Linked DNA regions of Homo sapiens: region 2 is linked to region 1. Evidence: chromatin loops called from intact Hi-C (ENCODE). Cell type or tissue: PC-9. All regions are shown on one strand. Links, peaks and the distances in the headings refer to the core of each region. The heading gives the core; the rest is flanking DNA.

Evidence for each region. Hi-C counts contacts between places; a loop is a spot of excess contacts. Peaks named below come from ENCODE experiments on the same cell type or tissue, not always from the same donor. Only the 100,000 strongest peaks of a DNase experiment are listed, where the experiment ranks them.
Region 2: a loop joins it to region 1, with 7 times the contacts of the local background. A loop is called at or near these places in 2 of 110 quality-filtered maps.

Annotation. Positions count from the first base shown.
Region 1 is chr12:38,381,666-38,388,467 of GRCh38, reverse strand. No RefSeq gene overlaps it. Among named protein-coding and RNA genes, the nearest start is that of ALG10B, 68 kb to the right of the region's middle. RefSeq lists enhancers at 3,166-3,713, 2,559-3,758. In PC-9, for the core only: a CTCF peak has its summit at 3,602 (motif pointing left); DNase peaks (open chromatin) are centred at 2,117 and 3,367; H3K4me3 peaks cover 1,799 bases; H3K27ac peaks cover 2,850 bases.
Region 2 is chr12:38,504,754-38,511,555 of GRCh38, reverse strand. No RefSeq gene overlaps it. Among named protein-coding and RNA genes, the nearest start is that of ALG10B, 190 kb to the right of the region's middle. RefSeq lists an enhancer at 2,840-3,339. In PC-9, for the core only: no CTCF peak of the experiment used is centred there; a DNase peak (open chromatin) is centred at 3,145.

The DNA of each region.
Region 1 (6,802 bases), core at 941-5,940:
TCTTAATACTCTGAAAAAATTTATTGAGCATTTGAAATGTCTGACCTCAAAAAGTTTTAATTTATCTTGACTCCAAATGGGCCTGTGCTTTTCTGTTAGTTGGATCCTTGTTGAAATTTTTTGCTTCATCTGTGAGAGTTGATCTTTTATATGCTTTCAATTTTGGTAACCTGTATTTTCCTAAGAAAGTTTGTGTTTCATTTAGGCTTTCCAATTTACTTGCATGGGGATGCTCAAAATAATAATATATATATATATGAATTTACTTGCATATATATATACACACACATACACATCTATATATACACATATGTAAATTGCATATGTATATATACACACACATATACATACATATATACATATATACACACACATATATGTATGTACATGTGATACATGTACAGTGATAGTCTTTCTTTATGTGTCAACTTGACTGGGTTACAGTCCTCAATTATTTGATCAATCATTAATGTAGGTGCTACTATGAAGATATTTTGGAGATGTGACATATACATATGTACATGTATGTGTATGTGAGTACACACATACATATAAGTTTCCTCACTATCAATACAAAGATAAGGATATGGACATCTTGGGGGAAGGTGGAGTCATTATTTAGCATACCAAAATCTGTCCTTTTCAACTGCTTTTGTTACCAATGTGTGTAGTAGTCAGTGTCCAACCAGGCAAATAAAAACAGTGGGGAATATATATTATTCATTGCAAGGAATTAGTTAACATGATTGTGTAAGCTGGCTAGCTCAAAGTCTAAAATCCACAGGGCAGGCTAGAACTCTCAAGGGTAGGCTGAAGCTGCTGTCCACAGGTGGAATTTTTACTTCTAGAAACCCTTACCTTTGTTTTTAAGATCTTTCAACCAATTAAATCAGGTCCAACCAGATTATCTAGAAAAAATTGCCCTCCTTATAGATAAGACTTTAATCACATCTCCAAAATATCTTCACAGAAGCACCTACATTAATGTTTGATAAAATAACTGAGGACCGTTGACAGATAAAGTCAACAGTCCAATCAAGTTGGCACATAAAGGTGAGTATCACTGTCCCCCCATTGTCAACTTGGCACCCTACACATTTCCTTAAATCTTAATATCCAAATAAGACAATAATAAAGTCATACTTTCACATAACACAACTATCTCGAATACAACCTAAAACATGTTAATCCCTTCCCAAAGGGGATGCAAAGTACATGATATTCCTTCTTCTCCTTTGATATCCTTTAACTTAAATGCTGTGATATAAAGTAAATCATTATTACTATGTATTACATTAGATGATAAGTAAGAAAAGAAAAATAGTTAATATACACAAACATATTCATAACAAAATAAGAAAGAAATGCTGATAAATACGAGAGTACTTATTTCTGTACATGGTCATATAGTCACAGTTGGTATTTCTAACTACCCTTTTCTGCTACCTATTCCATATTCCCTTTGCTCTCTGCAAGGACCTCAGTTGGTGTGATTCTATGCATGACAGGGTGATCCACACGTTCATTCCTGAAGGTGCTGACCCATTAGTAATCCTGCCTGAATTTTGGGCGCAGTGGTTTGCCCTGCCACCTCACTTCTCTTATGGATCTAAGCAGAGTTGATTTTTCAGTTTTTTTTTTTTCCAACTTTTTACTTGTTAAAACAGAGTGACAACTTTCAGTTCCTTTCAAATGGAAACAGAAACTGGAAGTCCCTTTGTTATTCTTTTTATTGCCCAATAACATCCCATGGTATAGACTTACCACATTTTATTTATCTATTTCTTTAATCAATTGATAGACATTTAGTTTTTTCACTTTTTTTGCATAATGCTGCTATGAATATTCATGTACAAGTTTTTGTGTGGACATAGGTTTTCATTTCTCTTGGATAGATACCGAGAGATGGAAATACTGAGTCATATGGTAATTCTATGTTTAACCTTTTGAGAAACTGTCAGATTGTTTTTTAAAGTAGTACCATTTTACATTCTTACTAGTAGTGTATAATGGTTCCAACGTCACTACATGCTTGCCAACTCCTATTATCTGTCTCTTGACTGAAGACATAGTAGTGTGAAGTAATATCTTGTAGTTTTTATTTACATTTTTCTGATGACTAATGGTGTTGACCATCTTTTCCTGTGTTCATTGGACACTGGCATACATTCTTTGGAGAAATTTCTATAAAGACCCTTTGCCCTTTTACAATTTGGCTTTTATGTCTTTTTCTTCTTAAGTTGTAAGCATTCCTTGTCAGAGATAGGATTTGCCAAAAATTTCTTTCATCTTGTGGATAGTCATTTGATTTTCTTGATGTTATCTTTTGTGCACAAAAATGTTAATTTTCATGGTGCCCAATTTATCTAATTTTTTTATTGTGTTGCTTTCACGTTTGGTGTCATATCTAAGGAAACATTGACTAACCCAAGTTCATGGAGATTTATACCTATTTTTTGTCTAATAGCTTAATAATTATAGCTCCTAAATTTTGGTCTTTGATTCATTTTGAATTAATTTTGTGTATGATATAAAGTATAATTCCATGCTGGGAGGCTTGAGGGATCATGGTGGACGAGAGGCAGGGCTAGACTGCAGCTCCAGACAGAGCAGCATGCATTTTGTTCTTGCATAATCCAGATCACCTGCAAGAACAAAACAGCAATCTTAAGAGGACCCATAAACCCTCTGAAGGAAGCAGACTGCTCCTCCAGGACCTGGGAGACATCTCAAATACTGTGAGTGCCCCAATTGCAAAAGTGGGAAAGGGAGACACTCCTGCACAAACACACACCCCCACTGCAGAACTTGAAGGTCTGCTTGTAGGAGAAATTCCCGACTTTACCTGGAGCTCAGTCAAGTTAGAGATCAAAGCCAAGCAAAATACAGGGTGGGGTGGAGGAGGCAGTGGAGAGGCCCTAGGATCTCACTGGGTCCCCAAGCAGCCCAATACTGCCTGGCATCACAGGGATCCCTCAGGAGGGTGGCCAGAGGAGCAGGGGATAAAACTCCACAGGGAGAAGGAATTCTCTAGCCGAACTTGGTAACAATTTGAATGGGGCAAGAAGCCTCCCGGCCAGAAGCTGGGGGAGGGCGTAAATCTGGTGTGCAGACTTCACAGGCAGGGGGAAGAACTAAAGCCCTTTTCTTTCGCAGCTGGGAAGTGCAAAGCCTCCGGCAAGTTTTCAAGCCCTTCTCACCCTCCACCTGGAAACGGAATTGGAACTGTTCGGGAGGCACGGTGGGAGTGAGACCAGCCCCTCAGTTTGCATGGGAGCTGGGTGAGGCCTGTGACTGCAGGCTTTCCCCTACTTCCCGGATAACCTGCATGACTCAGCAGAGGCAGACATAATCCTGCTAGGTACACAACTCCAGTGACCTGGGAATCTCACCCCCATTCCCCACAGCAACCACAGACTCTCCACCCAAGGAGAGTGTGAGCTCAGAAACCGCAGCCCCACCCCCACCTGATGGTCCTTCCCTATCCACCCTGGTAGCAGAAAACAAAGGGCATTTAATCTTGGGAGTTCTAGAGCCCCACCCACTGACAATCCCTCCCCACACCACTACAGCTGATACTTTCTGGAAAGCGCCACCTCCTGGCAGGAGGTCAACCAGCATAAAAATAAGGCATTCAAATAGGGAATGCTTCCAGCTTTTGCTCATTCAGTATGATATTGGCTGTGGGTTTCTCATAAATAGCTCTTATTATTGTGAGATACGTTCCATCAATACCTAGTTTATTGAGAGATTTTTAGCATGAAGGAGTGTTGCATTTTATCAAAGGCCTTTTCTGCATCTATTGAGATAGTCATGTGGTTTTGTCATTGGTTCTGTTTATGTGATGGATTATGTTTATTGATTTGCGTATGTTGAACGAGTCTTACATCCCAGGGATGAAGCTGACTTGATAATGTTGGATAAGCTTTTTGATGTGCTGCTGGATTAGGTTTGCCAGTATTTTATTGAGGATTTTTGCTTTGATGGTCATCAGGGATCTTGGCCTAAAATTTTCTTTTTTTGTTGTGTCTCTGCCAGGTTTTGGAATCAGGATGATGCTAGACTCATAAAATGAGTTAGTGAGGAGTCCCTCTTTTTCTATTGTTTGGAATAGTTTGAGAAGGAATAGTACCAGCTCCTCTTTGTACCTCTGGTAGAATTCAGCTGTGAATCTGTCTGGTCCTGGGGTTTTTTTGGTTGGTAGGCTATTATTTACTGCCTCAGTTTCAAAACTTTTTATTTGTCTATTCAGGGATTCGATTTCTTCGTGGTTTAGTCTTGTGGGGGGTGTATGTGTCCAGGAATTTATTCATTTCTTGTAGATTTCCTATTTATTTGCATAGAGGTGTTTTTAGCATTCTCTAATGCTAGTTTGTATTTCTGTGGGATCAGAGGTAATATCCCCTTTATCATTTTTTATGGTGTCTATTTGACTCTTCCTCTTTTCTTCTTTATTAGTCAGGCTAGTGGTCTATCTATTTTGTTAATCTTTTTAAAAAAACCAGCTCCTGGATTCATTGACTTTTTGAAGGGGTTTTTGTGTCTCTTTCAGTTCTACTCTGATCTTAGTTACTTCTTGTCTTCTGCTAGCTTTTGAAATTGTTCTTGCTTCTCTAGTTCTTTTAATTGTGATGATAAGTTGTTGATTTTAGATCTTTGCCACTTTCTGATGTGGGCATTTAGTGCTATAAATTTCCCTCTAAACACTGCTTTAGCTGTATCCCAGAGATTCTGGTATGTTATCTCTTTGTTTTCACTGGTTTCAAAAAACTTCATTATTTCTGCCTTCTCTCACCACTCCTATTCAACATAATATTGTATGTTCTGGCCAGAGCAACTAGGCAAGAGAAGGTACAAGGTGTGTTCAAATAGGAAGAGGAAAACTCAGATTATCTCTATTTGCAGATGACATGATCATAATTTAGAAAATCCCATCATCTCAGCCCCAAAACTCTTTAAGCTGATAATCAACTTCTGCAAAGTCTCAGGATACGAAATCAATGTGCAAAAATCACAAACATTTCTATAAACCAGTAATAGACAAGCAGAGAGCCAAGTCATGAGTGAAATCCCATTCACAATTGCTACAAAGAAAATAAAATACCTAGGAACACAACTTATAGGTGACATGAAGCACCACTTCAAGGAGAACTATAAACACCACTGCTCGAGGAAATAAGAGAGAACACAAACGAATAGAAAAACATTCCATGCTCATAGATAGGAAGAATCAATATTGTGAAAATGGCGATACTGCCCAAAGTAATTTATAGTTTTAATGCTATTCCCATCAAGCTACCACTGACTTTCTTCACAGAACTAGAAAAAACTACTTTAAATTTCATGTGGAACCAAAAAAGAGCCTGTACAGCCAAGACACTCCTAAGCAAAAAGAGCAATCTTGAGGCATCACACTACCTGACTTTAAACTATACTACAAGGCTACAGTAACCAAAAAAGCATGGTACTCGTAACAAAACAGACATATAGACCAATGGAACTGAACAGAGGCCTCAGAAATAACACCACACATCTACAATAATCTGATCTTCAAAAAATCTGACAAAAACAAGCAATGAGGAAAGGATTGCCTATTTAATAAATGGTGTTGGGAAAACTGGCTAGCCATATACAGAAAACAGAAACAGGATCCCTTCCTTAAACCTTATACAAAAATTAACTCAAGATGGATTAAAGACTTAAATGTAAAGCCTAGAACCATAAAAACCTTAGAAGAAAACTCAGGCAATACCATTCAGGACATAGGCATAGACAAAGGCTTCATAACTAAAAAACCAAAAGCAATTGCAACAAAAGCCAAAATTGACAAGTGGGATTTAATTAAACTATAGAGCTTCTTCTCAGCAAAATAAACTATCCTCAGAGTGAACAGGCAACCTACAGAATGGGAGAAAATTTTTGCAATCTATCCATCTGACAAAGGCCTAATATCCAGAGTCTACAAGGAACTTAAACAAATTTACATGAAAAAAAAACAACTCTATCAAAAAGTGGGCAAAGGATTTGAACAGACATTTCTCAAAAGAGAACATTAATGTGGTCAACAAACATATGAAAAAAAGCTCATCATCACTGGTCATTAGAGAAATGCAAGTCAAAACCACAATGAGATACCATCTCACACCCGTTAGAATGGTGATTATTAAAAAGTCAGGAAACAACAGATGCCTCGAGGATGGGGAGAAATAGGAATGCTTTTACATTGTTGGTGAGAGTGTAAATTAGTTCAACCATTGTGGAAGACAGTGTGGCAATTCCTCAAGTATCTAGAACCAGAAATACCATTAGACCCAAGAATCTGATTACTAGGTATATACCCAAAGGATTATAAGTCATTCTACTATAAAGACACATGCACACATATGTTTATTGCAGCACTATTCACAACAGCAAAGACTTGGAACTAACCCAAATGCCCATCAATGTAGACTAGATAAGGAAAATGTGGCACATATACACCATGGAATACTACGCAGCCATAAAAAAGGATTAGTTAATGTCCTTTACAGGGGCATACATGAAGCTGGAAACCATCATTCTCAGCAAACTAAGACTGGAACAGAAAACCAAACACTGCATGTTCTCACTCATAAGTGGGAGTTGAACAATGAGAACACATGGACACAGGGAGGGGAACATCACACACTGGGGCCTGTCGGGTGGTTGGGTGAAAGGGGAGGGAGAGCATTAGAACAAATACTTAATGCATGCAGGACTTAAAACCTAGATGATGGGTTGATAGGTGCAGCAAACCACTTTGGTATATGTATACCTATATTAT
Region 2 (6,802 bases), core at 664-5,663, 120 kb before region 1:
CTTTTCAAAAAAGCCAGCTCTGGATTCATTGATTTTTTTGAAGGGGTTTTTGTGTCTCTATCTCCTTCAGTTCTGTTCCGATCTTAGTTATTTCTTGTCTTCTGCTAGCTTTCGAATTTGTTTGCTCTTGCTTCTTTAGTTCTTTTAATTGTGATGTTAGGGTATCGATTTTAGATCTTTCCTGCTTTCTCTTGTGAGCATTTAGTGCTATAAATTTCCCTCTACACACTGCTTTAAATGTGGCCCAGAGATTCAGGTACATTGTGTCTTTGTTCTCGTTGGTTTCAAAGAACATCTTTATTTCTGCCTTCATTTTGTTATTTACCCAGTAGTCATTCAGGAGCAGGTTGTTCAGTTTCCATGTAGGTGTGCGGTTTTGAGTGGGTTTCTTAATCCTGAGTTCTAATTTGATTGCACTGTGGTCTGAGAGACAGTTTGTTGTGATTTCTGTTCTTTTACATTTCCTGAGGAGTGTTTTACTTCCAATTATGTGGTCAATTTTAGAATAAGTGCAATGTGATGCTGAGAAGAGTGTATATTCTGTTGTTGTGGTGGAGAGTTCTGTAGATGTCCGTTAGGTCCACTTCGTCCAGAGCTGAGTTCAAGTCCTGGATATCCTTGTTAATTATCTGTCTCATTGATCTGTCTAATAAAGACAGTGGGGTGTTAAAGTCTCCCACTATTATTGTGTGGGAGTACAAGTCTCTTTGTAGGTCTCTAAGAACTTGCTTTATGAATCTGGGTGCTCCTGTATTGGGTGCATATATATTTAGGATAGTTAGCTCTTCTTGTCGAATTGATCCCTTTACCATTATATAATGGCCTTCTTTGTCTCTTTTGATCTTTGTTGGTTTTAAGTCTGTTTTATCAGAGACTAGTACTGCAAGCCCTGATTTTTTTTTTTTTTTTTGCTTTCCATTTGCTTGGTAGATCTTCCTCCATCCCTTTGTTTTTTATTTATTTATTTATTTTTTGAGATGGAGTTTCACTCATGTTGCCCAGGCTGGAGTGCGATGGCACAATCTTGGCTCACTGCAACCTCTGCCTCCTGGGTTCAAATGATTCTTCTGTCTTAGCCTCCTAAGTAGCTGGGATTACAGGCATGTGCCACAATGCCCAGCTAATTTGGTATTTTTAGTAGAGATGGGGTTTCTCCATGTTGGTCAGGCTGGTCTCGAACTCCTGACCTCAAGTGATCTGCCCACCTCAGCCTCCAAAAGTGCTGGGATTACAGGTGTGAGCCATCGCACCTGGCCCCATCCCTTTATTTTGTGCCTATGTGTGTCTTTGCATATGAGGTGGGTCTCCTGAATACAGCACACAGATGGGTCTTGACTCTTTACTCAATTTGCCAGTCTGTGTCTTTTAATTGGCGGCATTTAGCCCATTACATTTAAGGTTAATATTGTTATGTGTGAATTTGATCCTGTCATTATGATGCTAGCTGGTTATTTTGCCTGTTAGTTGATGCAGTTTCTTCATAGTGGTGATGGTCTTTACAATTTTTAAAGTGGCTTGTACCAGTTGTTCCTTTCAATGTTTAGTGCTTCCTTCAGGATCTCTTATAAGGCAGGCCTGGTGGTGACAAAATCTCTCAGCATTTGCTTGACTGTAAAGGATTTTATTTCTCCTTCACTTATGAAGCTCTTAGTTTGGCTGGATATGAAATTCTGGGTTGAAAATTCTTTTCTTTAAGAATGTTGAATATTGGCCCCCACTCTCTTCTGGCTTGTAGGGTTTCTTCTGAGAGATCCGCTGTTAGTCTGATGGGCTTCCCTTTGTGGGTAACCTGACCCTTCTCTCTGGCTGCCCTTAACATTTTTTCCTTCATTTCAACCTTGGTGAATCTGGCAATTACGTGTCTTGGGGTTGCTCTTCTCGAAGAATATCTTCGTGGTGTTCTCTGTATTTCCTGAATTTGAATGTTGGCCTGCCTTGCTAGGTTGGGGAAGTTCTCCTGGATAATATCCTGAAGAGTGTTTTATAACTTCGTTCCATTCTCCCCGTCATCTGCAGGTACACCAAGCAAACATAGATTTGGTCTTTTCACATTGTCCCATATTTCTTGGACGCTTTGTTTGTTTCTTTTCACTCTTTTTTCTCTAATCTTGTCTTCTCTCTTTATTTCATTAATTTGATCTTCATTCACTGATATCCTTTGTTCTGCTTGATCTATTCAGCTATTGAAGCTTGTGTATGCTTCACAAAGTTCTCATGCTGTGTTTTTCAGCTCCATCAGGTCATTTACTTTCTTCTTTACACTGACTATTCTAGTTAGCCATTCGTCTAACCTTTTTTTTTTTAATGTTTTTAGCTTCCTTGCAAGGGGTTAGAACATGCTCCTTCAGCTCAGAGAAGTTTGTTATAACCCACCTTCTGAAGCCTACTTCTGTCAACTTGTCAAACTCATTCTCCATCCAGTTTTGTTCCCTTGCTGGCAAGGAGTTGTGATCCTTTGGAGGAGAAGAGGCTTTCTGGTTTTTGGCATTTTCATCCTTTCTGTGCTGGTTTCTCCCCACCTTTGTGGTTTATCTACCTTTGGTCTTTGTTGTTGGTGACCTAACGATGAGGTTTTGGTGTGGATGTCTTTTTTGTTGATGTTGATGCTATTCCTTTCTGTTTGTTAGTTTTCCTTCTAACAATCAGGATCCTCAGCTGCAGGTCTGTTGGAGTTTGCTGGAGGTCCACTCCAGACCCTGTTTGCCTGGGTATCACCAGCAGAGGCTGCAGAACAGCAAATATTGTGCCTGATCCTTCCTCTGGAACCTTTGTCCCAGAGGGGCACCTGCCAGATGCCAGCCAGAGCTCTCCTGCATGAGGTGTCTGTTGGCCCCTACTGGGAGGTGTCTCCCAGTCAGGCTACATGGGGGTCAGGGACCCACTTGAGGAGGAAGTCTGTCTGTTATCAGAGCTCGAACTTCATGCTGGGTGAACCATTGCTCTCTTCAGAGCTGTCAGGCAAGGACGTTTAAGTCTGCAGAAGCTGTGCCCACAGCTGCCCTTACCCCAGGTGCCCTATCCCAGGGAGATGAGGGTTTTACCTACAAGTCCCTGACTGGGGCTGCTGCCTTTTGTTCAGATATGCCCTGCCCATAGAGGTGGAATCCAGAGAGGCAGTCAGCCTTGCTGAGCTGTGGTGGGCTCCACCCAATTCGTTCTTCCCAGCAGCTTTGTTTACACTGTGAGCGTAAAACTGCCTACTCAAGCCTCAGCAATGGTGGACGCCCCTCCCCCTGACAAGTTCCAGCACCCCAGGTTGATCTCAGACTGCTGCACTAGCAGCAGGAATTTCAAGCCAATGGATCTTAGCTTGCTGGGCTCTGTGGGTGCGGGACCCACCGAGCCAGGCACCAGAGAGAATCTCCTGTTCTGCCAGTTGTGAAGACCATGGGAAAAGCACAGTATTTGGGCAGGAGCGTACTGTTCCACTTGGTAAAGTCTCTCAAGGCTTCCCTTGGCTAAGAAAGGGAAATCCCCCGACCCCTTGCCCTTCCTGGGTGAGGCAATGCCCCGCCCTCCTTTGGCTCACCCTCTGTGGGGTGCACCAACTGTCCAACCAGTCCCAATGAGATGAATCAGGTACCTCATTTGGAAATGCAGAAATCACCTGTCTTCTGTGTCAGTCTCGCTGGGAGCTGCAGACCAGAGCTGTTCTTATTTGGCCATCTTGCGGGAAATCCTTTCTACTTTTGCATATTAACTTGTCCACTTCTGTCAGATTAGTTACAATTTAAAGTATTTTGCTTATTGTAGAACTAAAGAGATAATAACAACTGATGAGGCAAGATCTAAGCAAGTATGAGGTTTTCTCAGGTTCCTGAAATCATCCCATATGATATTACACCTACTCTGCCTATATGTGACACTTAAGATGTGGAGACATCTGAGATGTCTGAAAAGGAAACATCTGAGAAAGAGATCTCTGAGGCAGAAAGTAACTATTCCTTCCCATGCTGGTAATGTGTCTCAGAAGAAGTGGTCATTAAAATGCTTTTCAATACGCATTTTGAATTTTTCCATTTCAACATTAGATATCCATAAACTCCTCCTTTTTCAGAGGATCATTTCAGAAAAATGAATTTCACAAAATTAACCCCAACAAGAGTGGAAATGAGCTGCTGTTCCTTTGGGCCATGTATTATAGAAATACAAATGCCGAGAATAGATTCTTGGAAAGGGAAGATAGCAAGGTGCTTCACCTATTCATACCCAGGCCAGAGATAATAAAAATAATTAGATAGACTCTTACAGGGATTCTTTACTCTTAATTAGGAGCATAAAAAGAAAACTGAACAGGGTGTATTTGGTCTGAAGATAACAAGCAAAAATTTTCAGGGAAACAGTGAAACTTCTTATCCTGAAAAACGTAAAATTATTCTGAAGAATGTACTGAAAATTATACAATAATAAGTGATATTGCCTTGAAGATATAATGAAACAAATGTATTCACTCTTTTTTCTCTTATATTTGTGACTTAAGAATATATAAAAGTTTGAGTGCTTTTCCACAATAGCCTCTCCAGCCTCAGCTTCTTTCCATCACTGTGCTTCCAGACCTTGCCCTGAGCATTCCATCTGCACCATGTGAAAGACAAGGGGCAGGGACTGGGGGCAGTCCTATTGTGAGTGGATCTAAGGAAGCCTAACTTGTTTGGTAGTTATCATCAACCACAGGTAATTAGCATGTGGGAAACACAACTCCATATAGGATCCCCTCTGGCATGCTCTCCATTTTATTATGAATACAAATCTGGGGTTGTTAATGTGCAATTCCAAACAAATATTTAGTGTTGTTTGTAATTATAGAGCTGTTGAATGTATTTATTTTGTTGTTTAATAGAAAGAAGTCTTGGGAGAGAAGTGTTATAAAAATCATCATGGAGAAATGTTGGTAGTATAATTAGTAAATTATTAGCTACCAGAGGCATTATCATCATTTCACAAATCTTGTAGGACTTACTTTTTGGTTTTAAGTTGCTTTCTTTACAAATCTTGATTCTAGTTTCAAAGGTGCTTGAATCTTGTTCAGAAAACTAGTACTATTCCATAATATTTCCTTTTGCTTTCTCCTGCAAAAAGGAAGCTCTCTGGGTTTCCAGAGTGGTATCACACATCTCATGTTTTACCTGCTCTTTTAGATATTTTCTTTAGCTACAGTGTTTGTTCATCCTTTCAATAGAGAGAGAGAGAGGAAAGTTGTGTTGGCTGCTATTGACTTAGTATCAGATAGATATTCAGCTGCATTTTGTTAGAAAGCAGTGCAGGTTCCTGTCCAAATATTTCACTGGGGATTTATTACACTCAAAGTACACCAGGAGCAAGAAATTTTTCTGCGTTTGATATGGTCACCCCTGCCACGGCACAAGCCAGGAGACCCTAACGATACTACCGGTGTCCAACTGCTTGAATGAATGGATCCTAGCTTTATGAATATGATTCCAGGAGTTACAAACTCGCTTATCAATGTGAAAGAAGTAAGAATAAACCAGGATCCCAGTGTTGGAGAGCCAGGAAAGTATTCATTGAGAAAATGGCATGAGGTAGCTTTTGAGCAACGATGAGACATTTCCCAGGCAGAAAACACAGGCTGAATCTATCCTGGGCAAAGGAAGTGGTGTGAGAAAAGCAGGGAGGTATGAAACAGCATGGCACATTGAGGGAAACAGAAGCCATTTAATGAAGCTGGAAAGCAGAGGGTAGGAGAGAGTTAGCAAGAAAACAGGCCAAAAAACTAAATGAAGACCAGATCATGCAGTTCTCATAAAATGGGCTACTGGAATGTTAAAACATGGAAATACTTCCAATTGGCAAGCAAGTGTGTCTGTGTGTGTGTGTGTGTTGTGTGGTGTGTGTGTGTGTGTGTGTGTGTGTGATAACCTACAGGTCACATTTGACAGGCTTTCAAATTAACCCACTTTGGAGATGTCTTGTGATTCATGGAAACATCCCATCTCTGAATAAAGAATCTTATTGTGAGTTCCCCATATTGTTGACATACTGATTAATGCATGACCTGCTGACATTGAAAAGGACACTGATTTGTTTATGAATCATGAAGCTTTCCTGATTAATTTGCAGGTAAACATTTTAGCTTATCTATTTTCATCTATTAATACATGTTACAAGATGTAGCTGATGATTGTAACTTCAATATAGTACCCTCCAATGAAAAGGACAGCTCCAGTATCATGAGTCCTCTTCCCTTCTAAACTTTCCTCTAAAAGTCTTCCAATTTGTAGCAGACTCTGGAACTCCCAATTTTGTTGGTGTCTTCCTGGGTTGATACTCGCATTTGGGTTCAAATAAACCTTTATCAAATTACTTCTATCTCAATAGTTTTAGTTTTGGTTGAACTGTATAAAATCATATATTATATATAATTTATATAGAGTTTATAATGCAGAATTTAGCTTATTTAGAAAATAAATTGGAATATATTTGTTTTCTATTGCATTATATATTAGTAGTACCATAAATTTTGTTGAATGTTGTTAATATCCTCTGCTCTTAGCCATACCAGGAGTAGGGTGACTAAGCCTCTACCATGCCATCTTTTAACATTTTAAACACAGTAATATGTGCACATGGGTCACCCTTCAAACTTTTTTAGTAAAGGTTTGTAGAGAAAAGCATTAATTTCCCAAAGGTACTGTCGAAGGGATGTTTCCTAACTCCCAGTCTCCCTTCCAACCTCCAGACCTGCTTCCTTAGGACAAGCATATCTAACTCTTTCAGTAGTTAATTGAGAGAATACTCAGACAGTAAGAAGAATTTTTGCATGGTTGTTAAAATATATAAAATT